Regions from separate parts of the Homo sapiens genome. Here region 1 is linked to region 2. Evidence: read pairs that join two places in POLR2A ChIA-PET (ENCODE). Cell type or tissue: Panc1. All regions are shown on one strand. Links, peaks and the distances in the headings refer to the core of each region. The heading gives the core; the rest is flanking DNA.

Region 1 (5,383 bases), core at 272-5,271, 1.3 Mb before region 2:
CAAGAAGATTATAGCATTTAAAAAAGATTGTTATAAATGTCTTACCAATGTTCTCCTGGGAAGCAAATACATTTTTACTTAATTGAACATACAATAATGGACTAAGTAATGGGAAAAAAAAATTCTTAAACTGAGTTAAGTTTATATAGCTCAAAAAAAGTGGTACCATTTTATATAACTTTATTATTATTATTTTTTAAGACAGAGTCTTGCTCTGTTGCCCAGGCTGGAGTGCAGTGGCGCGATCTCAGCTCACTGCAACCTCTGCCTACGGGGTTCAAGCGATTCTCCTGCCTCGGCCTCCCGAGTAGCTGGAACTACAGGCGCCCACCACCACACCCAGCTACTTTTTGTATTTTTAGTAGAGATGGGGTTTAGCCATGTTGGCCAGGCTGGTCTCGAACTCCTGACCTCAGGTGATCTGCCCACCTCGGCCTCCCAAAATGCTAGGATTACAGGCATGAGCCACTGCACCCAGCCCCATTTTATATAACTTGAAATGTTCATATGATTTTCAACTTGCATTTGGTCTTCTCCTTTCATTATAGCTACAGATTAGCTGTAGTTGATTGTTGCAAGTGAAACCTGTGGTTAGAGTTTTGATCAAAGATACTTATCACTTGATAAATAATCCCAACTGCAAAAGTGTTGGATTTTGACGTTAAATTTAACACTAATATTTTGCAGCCTTTAACCTGAAATTCATTTGGTGACCCAGTCTACTCTGTAGTACTTTGAAGATTATTGAGCAACAGCTAGCTTTTCCCAGTGACAGTGGCTCCCCTTTTCTGTGATTTTAGGGAAGTGAGGAAGGAGATCCTGGGAGCAGTGCCAGTGGGAGCTTGGAAAGAACAATGGGTTTAATATGATTAATTGTAGAATCCTTGCCCCTTTTCATGTTCAACAGTAAAAGAAAAACATGTTTATAATATTCAGTGGCTGCTTTTTGCCCTGTTGGTGTTTCCAAGCATTATATATTATATAGTTTGGATTTTCCTGTGTATCAACTCCTCTCCCCAATTTTATTCTTTGTTCTGGCTTTGAGGCATATCTTCTCAGACTAGCTATTAACAAGGCTTAATTTGATGTTTGATTTCCCCTCACGTCCTTTTAGGTCTCTGGTGATGAAGGCTTAAAATAAAAACCTAAAACTAAAACAGGGGCCATGTTGTCCAAGATGGACTCAGATTCCTGAGCTCAAGCAATCTTCCTGCCTCAGCCTCCTGAGTAGCTGGCGTTACAGGTGTGCGCTGCCATGCCTGGCCTGGTGATGCAGGTTTTGGTAATGTAGATGTCATCAGTAAACCATTAATTCTACTAGAAAATTTAATGTCCCTGTTACCTTCTCAGATGTCTAATGTTTCTGGAACTTCTCACATTTAGTTTTATGTCAGTATGATTTGGTTTTTGTATGTGTGATTGATGAAAATCTGAATTGTGAAAAGGGATAATCTTGTTTTTGATAAAGAAAAAAAATACTGTCCTAAGAAATCTGCTAGGATTGTTGCCTTTGCAGAATCTTTTTTCCAGACAAGTTTAACTCACCAGCAAATTTACTAACAGTTCTATACTTACAGGATCCTGGTATATAGTAGTACTCCTTTCCAGGTTCCTGGTAGGCAAGCCAATCATTGTTCTGTGACTATTTGCGAATCTCTCTGGTTTAATTATACACTTCCTTGGAGGGGAGAATTTTGTACCTGGCTTGTCTTTGTGTTACTGAACTGAACTGGGTCTATTTTTCTGTGTATGCAATGGAAAGCTGAACACTAAGCACCAAGTTTTTGTAGGAAGAAAAGTTTATTGCAAGGCTGCTGTGTAAGGAGACAGGAGTTGGGCTCAAATCTGCCTCTCTGAACTAGAGTTTGGGTGCAGGTTTTATATTTGGAGAGTAATGAGGTGTGATCTGAGTGGATCCTGCCATGGGATGATGTCAAGGCTTGATTTGGTTGCATCTTCTGTCCTGCCATGTGGTGTCTGCTCTTATTCATTCGCTGTTCCTCAGTTTGATCATTTAGATTCCACCCATGGTTGCATTCTTTGTTCATCTGGGCATGCTGACTTTACATGATCTTCCACCTGGGGGTCCAGCAGTTAACATTTGGGTCCAAGGGTGCAGATTGGCAGGGTCAGCATTCCTTTGAGAAGTACGAAGACCAGCACTATAACACTGGAGTATTAATCTAGGCCCTCTCACCACCTTCTACACGAGGCAGCAGTAATTGTTTCCTAGGTCCATTATGCTACTAGATACTTTCTGACTCAAATTCCTTTCCTGGCCGGGCACGGTGGCTCATGCCTGTAATCCCAGCACTTTGGGAGGCCGAGGTGGGCAGATTTCTTGAGGTCAAGAGTTCGATACCAGCCTGGCCAATGTAGTGAAACCCTGTCTCTACAAAAATTAGCTGGGCATGGTGGCATGCACCTGTAATCCCAGCTACTCGGGAGGCTGAGGCAGGAGAATCGCTTTAACCCGGGAGGCAGAGGTTGCAATGAGCCGAGATCATGCCCCACTGCACTCTAGCCTGTGCAACAGAGTGAAACTCCATCCCCCACCCCCATCCCCCCAAAAAATCCTTTCCTTATCCCACCTCTTTTGTTCCTTAGGTGCTAACCCCACCCCATGACCCTCCTTCGTCTTTCCTAATAAAGGAAAAAACATAAGAGAACCATTTTAGAAGTCAAACCTGATTTAAAACAGGGCCAGAAGATCTTAGAGGTTCTTTACAGAAGTTCTGCCTACCTTTTCTCCGTTCATCTTACACGAATTAAATTGGATAGCATAAAAATTCAAGTTAAAAAACATAACATTCGGTCCGGTATGGTGGCTCACACCTGTAATCCCAACACTTTGGGAGGCCGAGGCAGACAGATCACTTGAGCTCAGGAGTTCAAGGCCAGCCTGGGCAACATGGTGAAACCCTGTCTCTACAAAAAATATAAAAATTAGCTGGGTATGATGGTGTGTGCCTGTAGTCCCAGCTCCTTGGGTAGTTGATGTGGGAGTATTGTTTGAGCCTCGGAGGTCGAGGCTGAGGTGAGCCATGACCATACCACCACACTCCAGCCAGTCTGGGCACAGAGTGAGATCCTGTCTCAAAAAGAAAAAGAAAAAAGCTACAACTTTGGTGCACAAAATTATTAAAAATATTATATAAAATTACCTTCAGGCTGTGTGTATAAGTAACATAAATGAATTTTATGTTTGGACTTGGGTTTCTTCCCCTAGATATCTCAGTATGCATATGCAAATATTTAAGAAATCTGAAAAAAATTCGAGACACTTATGCTTCTAAGCATTTTGCATAAGGGATAGTCACCCGGCACTACCTAGAGTTTTCTTTTTCCTTTGTTGTGAGCCACATGTAATGTGCCTCCCATTCCCTGCTCACTGATTTTCTCCCCTCTAATTTTAGTTTCAGAAACACAACAGACCTTTCCATAATGCAGCTAGATTGTGGTTGGCTCTCCCTATATACTGTCTGCAGACTACACTACGTGGAATGTCCATGGCTATAATATGTTTGTTACTTGTAACTTGTGAATATATCATTTTTCCTTTCCCCCATACCAACAGATCTACCAATTCCAGCATGAAAGCTATTAACTTTAGGGCGTAATTATGGTTGTTATCTTGGTTCGATACCATTGGAATTAGTGGCAATCATATTGTTGCTTTATTGTTAAATTTGGAAATTCATAAGGTAAAGTGAATGTTCTTACTGGTTCACTTATTTATTGCAGCAGAACCTGCACGCCATTTCTTCAAGTGCAAAAGCCTGCTGTTTATATGTTCATGTGTTTTATTGTAGATTATTTTGAAGAACGGTCTCTCATTTCCTTGCTAATATTTTGTTTTGGTGGTCAAAATGCATCCTTTTATAGAAGGCAAGAAAACATCTGAGCCTTTCCTCTGGCCTTTGCTTGTTGGCTTTATCCATCCCTCCCTCATCTGATAATTTTTGGACTAGGGCATTTAAGCATTTGATTCTGCCAGGGTATTAATGTTGTCTTTATTCTCTGTTGAGCACTGATTTTGGACAAATGAATACCCCCACAAGTTCAGAGTACCCATCTGTTTTGATCACTTTTCAAGATTCAGAACTGGTCTCCACCACCTCCACTTTGCATTATCCATTTTTACAAACTGTGACAGAGTACATATTATATATGCTATGCCTGACTTTTATTTTAATTAATTAATTAATTAATTTACTTATTTTTGAGATGGAGTTTTGCTTTTGTTGCCCAGGCTAGAGCGCAATGGCATGGTCTTGGGTCACTGTAACCTCTGCTTCCCTAATTCAGGTGATTCTCCTGCCTCAGCCTCCTGAGTAGCTGGACTACAGGCGCATGCCATCACACCAAACTAATTTTTTGTATTTTTAGTAGATATGGGGTTTCACCATGTTGACCAGGCTGGTCTCAAACTCCTGACCTCATGTGATCCACCCACCTCGGCCTCCCAAAGTGCTGGGATTCGAGGCATGAGCCACTGCGCCTGGCCCTGACTTTTGTTTTTTAATTTTTATTTTTTTGTGTGTGGAGATGGTGTCTTGCTATGTTGCTCAGGCTGATCTTGAACTCCTGGCCTCAAGCGGTCCTCCTACCTCAGCCTTTCAAAGTTCTGGGATTATAGGCATGAGCCACTGCGCCTGGCCCTATGCTTGACTTTTCAAACAGAAGTAGTGATTATATGGTACAATAAGACATCTACTCAAATTCCTAGGAAGAGGTGGTGTACTTGATAGCTTTTGTTTGTTTCATATATCCAGGGAAGGGAAAAATGGGAAGACTTAATTTTTTTGAGAGAGAATCTCGCTCTGTCACCCTGGCTGGAGTGCAGTGGCATAGTCTCGGGTCACTGCAACCTCTGCCTCCCAGGTTCAAGTGATTCTCCTGCTTCAACCTCCTGAGTAGTTGGGATTACAGGCGGATGCCATGTCGCCCGGCTAATTTCTGTATTTTTAGTAGAGTTGGGGTTTTGCCATGTTGGCCAGGCCAGCCTTGAACTCCTGACCTCAAGTGATTTGCCCGCCTTGCCTCCCAAAGTGCTGGGATTACAGGCGTGAGCCACCACGCCCGGCTGGAAGACTTAATTTGTGGGTGACTAATCATAATGCTTAAATGAAGAAAAGACAATAAAATTCAATCCCTCCTCTTCTTTTTGTCCTCAGGATCAAAATACTTGCTGGATGGTGGACTCAGAGACCAATAAAAATAAACTGCTTGAACATCCTTTGACTGGTTAGCCAGGTAATTCAGCTTTAGTTTGATTTGATCCTTTGTAATTTTTTGTCTTCAACCTTCTGAAGATATTACCCTCCTCTTTAATTTATGATTTAATTAAAACTATTTATGCTTCATGTTTTTCTCTTTAATG
Region 2 (5,383 bases), core at 227-5,226:
CGTGGATGCTGTTAGGTGAGATGTGCATCATCACCTCTAGTGCTGGCCCATGAAATTTCTCCCACACATGCTCCTCCTTGCTCCTTTCCCTTATAGCTGATAGGGATGACGTCCCCCACAGTGACCTTGGAAGCCGCGGTTGAAGGTGGCAGAGTAACTCTCAGTCTGGGTCTGAATGTCTCCCTGGAGGAGAGCCAGACTACTGATCGCTAACAGTCACCTTGGATTATTATGAGCCATAAAACTTCCATTACATTTGACCCTTTATATGCTTTAAGGCCTGTTTATTACAATTGCAATTATTTTTGTTTGTTTGTTTGTGTTTGAGACAGAGTCTTGCTCTGTTGCCCAGGCTGGAGTGCAGTGGCACAATCATGGCTCACTGCAGCCTTGACCTCCCGGACTCAAGCCATCTTCCCACCTCAGCCTCCCAAGTAACTGTGACTACAGGCGCTTGCCACCACATCAGGCTAATTTTTGTATTTTTTGTAAGGACAGGATTTCACTATGTTCCCTATGCTGGTCTCAATTTCCTGGGCTCAGGTGATCCTCCTGCCTTGGCCTCCCAAAGTGCTAGGGTTACAGGTGTGAGCCACCGTGCCTGACCACGACGGCAAGTATTAACCTTAACCAAAAAAAAAAAAAAAGAAAAAAAAAAGCATATTCTATTTATCCATTTCCTAGTGCTAGACACTGTTGCTCCAAACTCCTTGAAGCAATGCCATGATGAACCTCCTCATACACATTTCCATATGCATCTGTGAGCAAGCGTTTTCAGGTTATCTAACAGAAATGGAATGCCTGCGCCATGGGGTTTGTACATATTTTGTTTACCTGACCAAAGCAATGGCAGAGACATTCAGGTGTGTGGGGCAGTGACAGCAGAGATGTTCATATTCAGCTAGCCAAAGTCAGCATGGCTGCTTGGGGTGGGCAGGCTCAATGGGGCTACCAAGGGGTCATTGCTAGATCAACCCCACAGAGTGCTTTGGGCATTGTTTTTGGCACAGCCTTTAAGGCTGGCCTTCTAAGCATCCTTGAGATTCTGTGAGCTCCCATAGCTGTTAATAAAATTAGAGCGAGTTCTGTTGCTTACAATTGCAAATCCCCTTATTTATGTATTTATTTATTTAGAGACAGGGTCTTACACTGTAGCCCAGGCTGGAGTGCAGTGGCATGATCATGGCTCACTGAGACCTCAAAACTCCTGGGCTCAAATGATCCTCACACCTCAGCCTCCCAAGTAGCTAGTAGCTGATTAAAAAAAAAAATGTGCAGATGGGGGTCTCACTATGTTGCCCAGACTGGTCTCGAACTCCTAGGCTCAAGCCTTAGCCTCCTGAGTAGCTAGGACTACAGGCACGTGCCACCATGCCCAGCTAATTTCATGTTTTGCAGATACGGGGTTTCACTATGTTGCCCAGGCTGGTCCCAAACTCTTGGCCTCAAGGGATCCTCCACGCCTCAGCCTCCCCAAGGGCTTGGATTACCGATGGGAGCCACTTCACCAGGTCTGCAAATCCCTTTTCATATGCTAGATTCAGGGGAAGGCAAACTTCTTCTGCAGAGAGCCAGAAAGTAAGTATTTTTGGCTTTGCAAGTCATACAGTATCTTCTCAGCTTCTCGATTCTGCTGTTGTAGCAATAAAGCAGCCAAAGACAATAATAATGAATGGGTGTGGCTGTGTTCCAATAAAACTTTATTTATAAAAACAATGGCCCACAAGACATAACTTGTTAATCCCTGAGCTAGATAAAAAAGAGACATCTCCTTTCTCTAAATCTCTATGTAGACATTTATGCCATGTTTCTTAGTCTTAGCTACTTGGTAAACGCTTGTTCTCATCCACACAGAGGGGTCCTCACACATGGCCTAACACATTACCTTGCCTGAAATAGACTGGATGAATAAATGAATGAGTGAATGAATGAATGGCCTTAATTTAGAGGTGGTCTCAATGAACAACCCAGGCAGAGACCAATCAGAACCGCAGCCGGCTGTAGACAACCTGTGCCACAGAACCAGCGGAGTACAGAGTATCATTCTTTGTCCTTCAGCTGTTGCATGAAGACTACCTTCTTCACAACTAACCCCCCGCCCACCCTACCTGGCTTTATCCCACATCCCTGGTAGGCATCCATTTAGGGGCTCAGTTTCTGAATTTCAGAAGTTAATGAGGAACAAGGGCAACTGTGGGGGGTTCAGTTCTTAACAGCAAACTGTTCCAGTGACTAATCCATCTTTCATTCCCAGTATTTTTATTTGTCCCAGCAGAAATGTGTATGAGTCACAGCTCCTGGATAATTTTTTTTTAATGCATCATTGCGTGTATATCTCTGGCCTGCAGACCTGCAAGGTCTGGGTGCTGTTGACAGGGGGCTAATGATTTCAGCAGCAACAACAAAAGCTGTCAAGTCATGCTAACCAGGACTTCTTTCCCCCATGCCTATCAGCATGAAAGAAATAAAAAAAGAAAAAAAAATGGACTTAGTGTCTGATTAAGAATGTGGCACATAGAGTGATTTAGGCGGCCACAGACTTATACTTTCTCCTACCAATAACTTTCCCTTTTTTTAAGACCCTGCCACAAACACCTCTTCTTTCGGAAAGCCTTGATTAATCTAATCTCAAAGACCAGCTCTCAGAGCAGCTCTAAAACCACTATGATTTGCAAATCAAATCTCACCCTCTTCTGATCTCATTTCTGTCTTGCAGTGTATTCCTGCAGCCTTTGTGTAGAAAATTCCTATTCTACCCCTTTCAAATAATTTGTAGCTTGCTTTCTGGAGTGTGAAGTCTCTTCCACGTGGGTATATTCTCTCTCTCCAGCGTGGTGCAGTGAACCGTGATTGTGCCACTGAACTCCAGGCTGGGCAACACAGCAAGACACTGTCTCAAAATAAAAATCTAGTAGCCGTGTCTCCATCCTTATCATATTCAATTATTCAGTAGCACTCAGCACAGTGATTTCTCTCTCCTTCTTAAAATATGCTTTTTGCACCAAATCAGACAGAGTTGATTTGGGAATTATGAAGAGATGAAGCCAAACATCCACTTGGCCCCTCACTGGCTATGTGACTTCACTTCTTGGGGGCCCCAGTTTTTGCATCTATAAATGGGGATGATAATGATGATAATCATAATAACAGAATAAAGGTAGATAATGTTTCCTGAGCCACTAATCATAATATATGCTCAATATAAACAAGGGTTTTTCATCTATTTTGCTCATTGCTGTATGGTCGGGGCTAGCACAGAGCCTGGCACCATTTAGATAATCAACAAACATTTTTTGAATAAATGAATTAATGGATTGTTTCCCATACTTGCCTAATCTTAAGATGCCTCACCATCCTCCCAGGAAGAGACTCCAAGGTCAACCTTGACTCTCGTATTATCTGTGTCTAGAATTCTAATTCCTCAAATTGCTTAGTTTCCGTATTACTCAATGATCCTAAAGATGCAAGTGACAGAAATCCAACTCAAACCAGTTCAGGGAAAATACGGAATATATTGGGTCATCTAAGCCTGTCTAACTTCGGGCATGGCTGGATCCAGGTGCTCAAAGATTGCTTCTTTCCCAAGAGTGTAACTCAGAAGGCTGTCTCTGATTGGTCAGGATTGGGTCATGTGTTCAATCACTATGACTCTGAATGGCCAGGCCTGAGTCATGTATTTTCTACTAGAAAGGAAGGGAGGAATGGTCCCCACAAGGTTAACTGGAGCCCCAGTACTACAAGAAGAGAAATAAATGCTGGCTAGGCAATAACAAAGAATTGAGGGAGGCTCCTCCAGACTCACCAGTCTACATTCCCTCCTGAACACTCTGCCAGGTTAATGCTATAAAGGGCAAACATGATCAAGTTACTTATCCCTGTGCTCAAGCACCTTCACTGGCTCCCTACTGCTGACTAAAGTAATTATAGTTTGCTCAGCGTGGCATGGAAAGTCCTTTGCAATATACCTGTCTTCTCCAGGCTGAGGGATCAGTGAGAAAGCTGTTCTAAGAATCCGGACAAGCAATGGTGAGGCATGGAGTTTGGACAGCAAGAGTGGGGATGCAGATGTGGATTTCAGAAAAATCCATAATTTCACTGAAACTGCCTTCATCAAGGTCAAAAATTTGGACTGCCAAGTCCAAATCTAGTAGCTGTGACCTGGCATGGTGGCTCATACCTGTAATCCCAGCACTTTGGGAGGCCAAGGCAGGAAGATTGCTTGAGGCCAGGAGTTCAAGACCAGCCTGGGCAACATATTATCTAAAAAATTAATTTAAAAAAAGTTAGCCAGGCATGGTGGCATGCAACACTAGTCCCAGCTACTTGAGAGGCTGAGGTAGAAACCTCACTTGAGTCTGGGAGGTCGAGGCTGCAGTGAACTGTGATTGCACCACTGCACTCCAGCCTGGGCAACACAGCAAGACCCTGTCTCAAAAAAAAATCTAGTAGCTGTGTCTCCATCCTTATCATATTCAATTATTCAGTAGCACTCAGCACAGTGATATTTCTCTCCTTCTTAAAACATGCTTTTTGCAGGAAATATTTGGGATACCCTGTACCCCCCATTCCCTTGCACGGCCATGTTCTACTGGCCTTCTCTGGCAGCAGATATGTGCTCAGACTCTATCTTCTACACCCATTGAAGACACCATTGGTTGCAAACCAGCAACATTTTCCCCTTCTCCCTATTGAAACCCCAAGTTTGGCCACCATATGCTTCTGGAGAGAATGAACCCTCCTCACCCCCAGCAGGCAGATCTTAATGAAATTCAGCCAATCATGAAGAGGCATGTGACTCATTTCTAACCAATAAGACTTGATGGAAATCTGCTGGAGGCTTCAGGGAAGGTCTTCTTCCCTCTCAAAACAAGATACAGGAAAGGAAAGTGACTTGTTCTGCTCTTGTGGCTTGTGGATGTTGTTGTGACAGCACGATGTCTAGGGGCTATGGCAGCCAACTTGGACCCACGAACGGAGACCGTGCCATCATGGTAGATGGAAAGATGCAAGGAACCTGGATCCTCAATGCTGCTCTTGAGCCGAATTACCCAACCCTGGGACTGTCCTATCTCAGGACACATTGCATAAAACACATTGGGTTCAGTCTTCATTTACTTATAGCAAAAGTCATCTTGATGGATATACTGCTTGTATGGTAAAACTTCCAGAAACATGACTCCAGCTATAACCTTCTTTCTCACATCACTCCAGACCTACGTGGGATGTTTAATGGACATCTTCCCAAGCAGTCCTACAAGCACTTTAAAAATGTGTCCCAACTTGAATCAATTATCTGCCACATTCCCCAAAAGACTTTTATTCACTAGATAAATGGCATCGCCATCTATGTGATTTCTCTCATGAGTGATCCTCAAGTCTTTTT

The links. ChIA-PET counts read pairs that join two places held together with the same protein. Peaks named below come from ENCODE experiments on the same cell type or tissue, not always from the same donor. Only the 100,000 strongest peaks of a DNase experiment are listed, where the experiment ranks them.
Region 1: POLR2A ChIA-PET joins it to region 2 with 7 read pairs; 1 of 35 experiments calls an interaction of 5 or more read pairs at or near these places.

What each region holds. Positions count from the first base shown.
Region 1 is chr20:47,578,006-47,583,388 of GRCh38, forward strand. It overlaps NCOA3 (nuclear receptor coactivator 3), which reads left to right. Exons shown (of 23, transcript NM_181659.3): 2 at 5,178-5,256. Among named protein-coding and RNA genes, the nearest start is that of NCOA3, 79 kb to the left of the region's middle. In Panc1, for the core only: no CTCF peak of the experiment used is centred there; no DNase peak of the experiment used is centred there; H3K27ac peaks cover 936 bases.
Region 2 is chr20:48,839,708-48,845,090 of GRCh38, forward strand. It overlaps a transcript of PREX1 not described here. Among named protein-coding and RNA genes, the nearest start is that of PREX1, 14 kb to the left of the region's middle. RefSeq lists an enhancer at 52-111. In Panc1, for the core only: no CTCF peak of the experiment used is centred there; a DNase peak (open chromatin) is centred at 2,284; H3K27ac peaks cover 3,069 bases.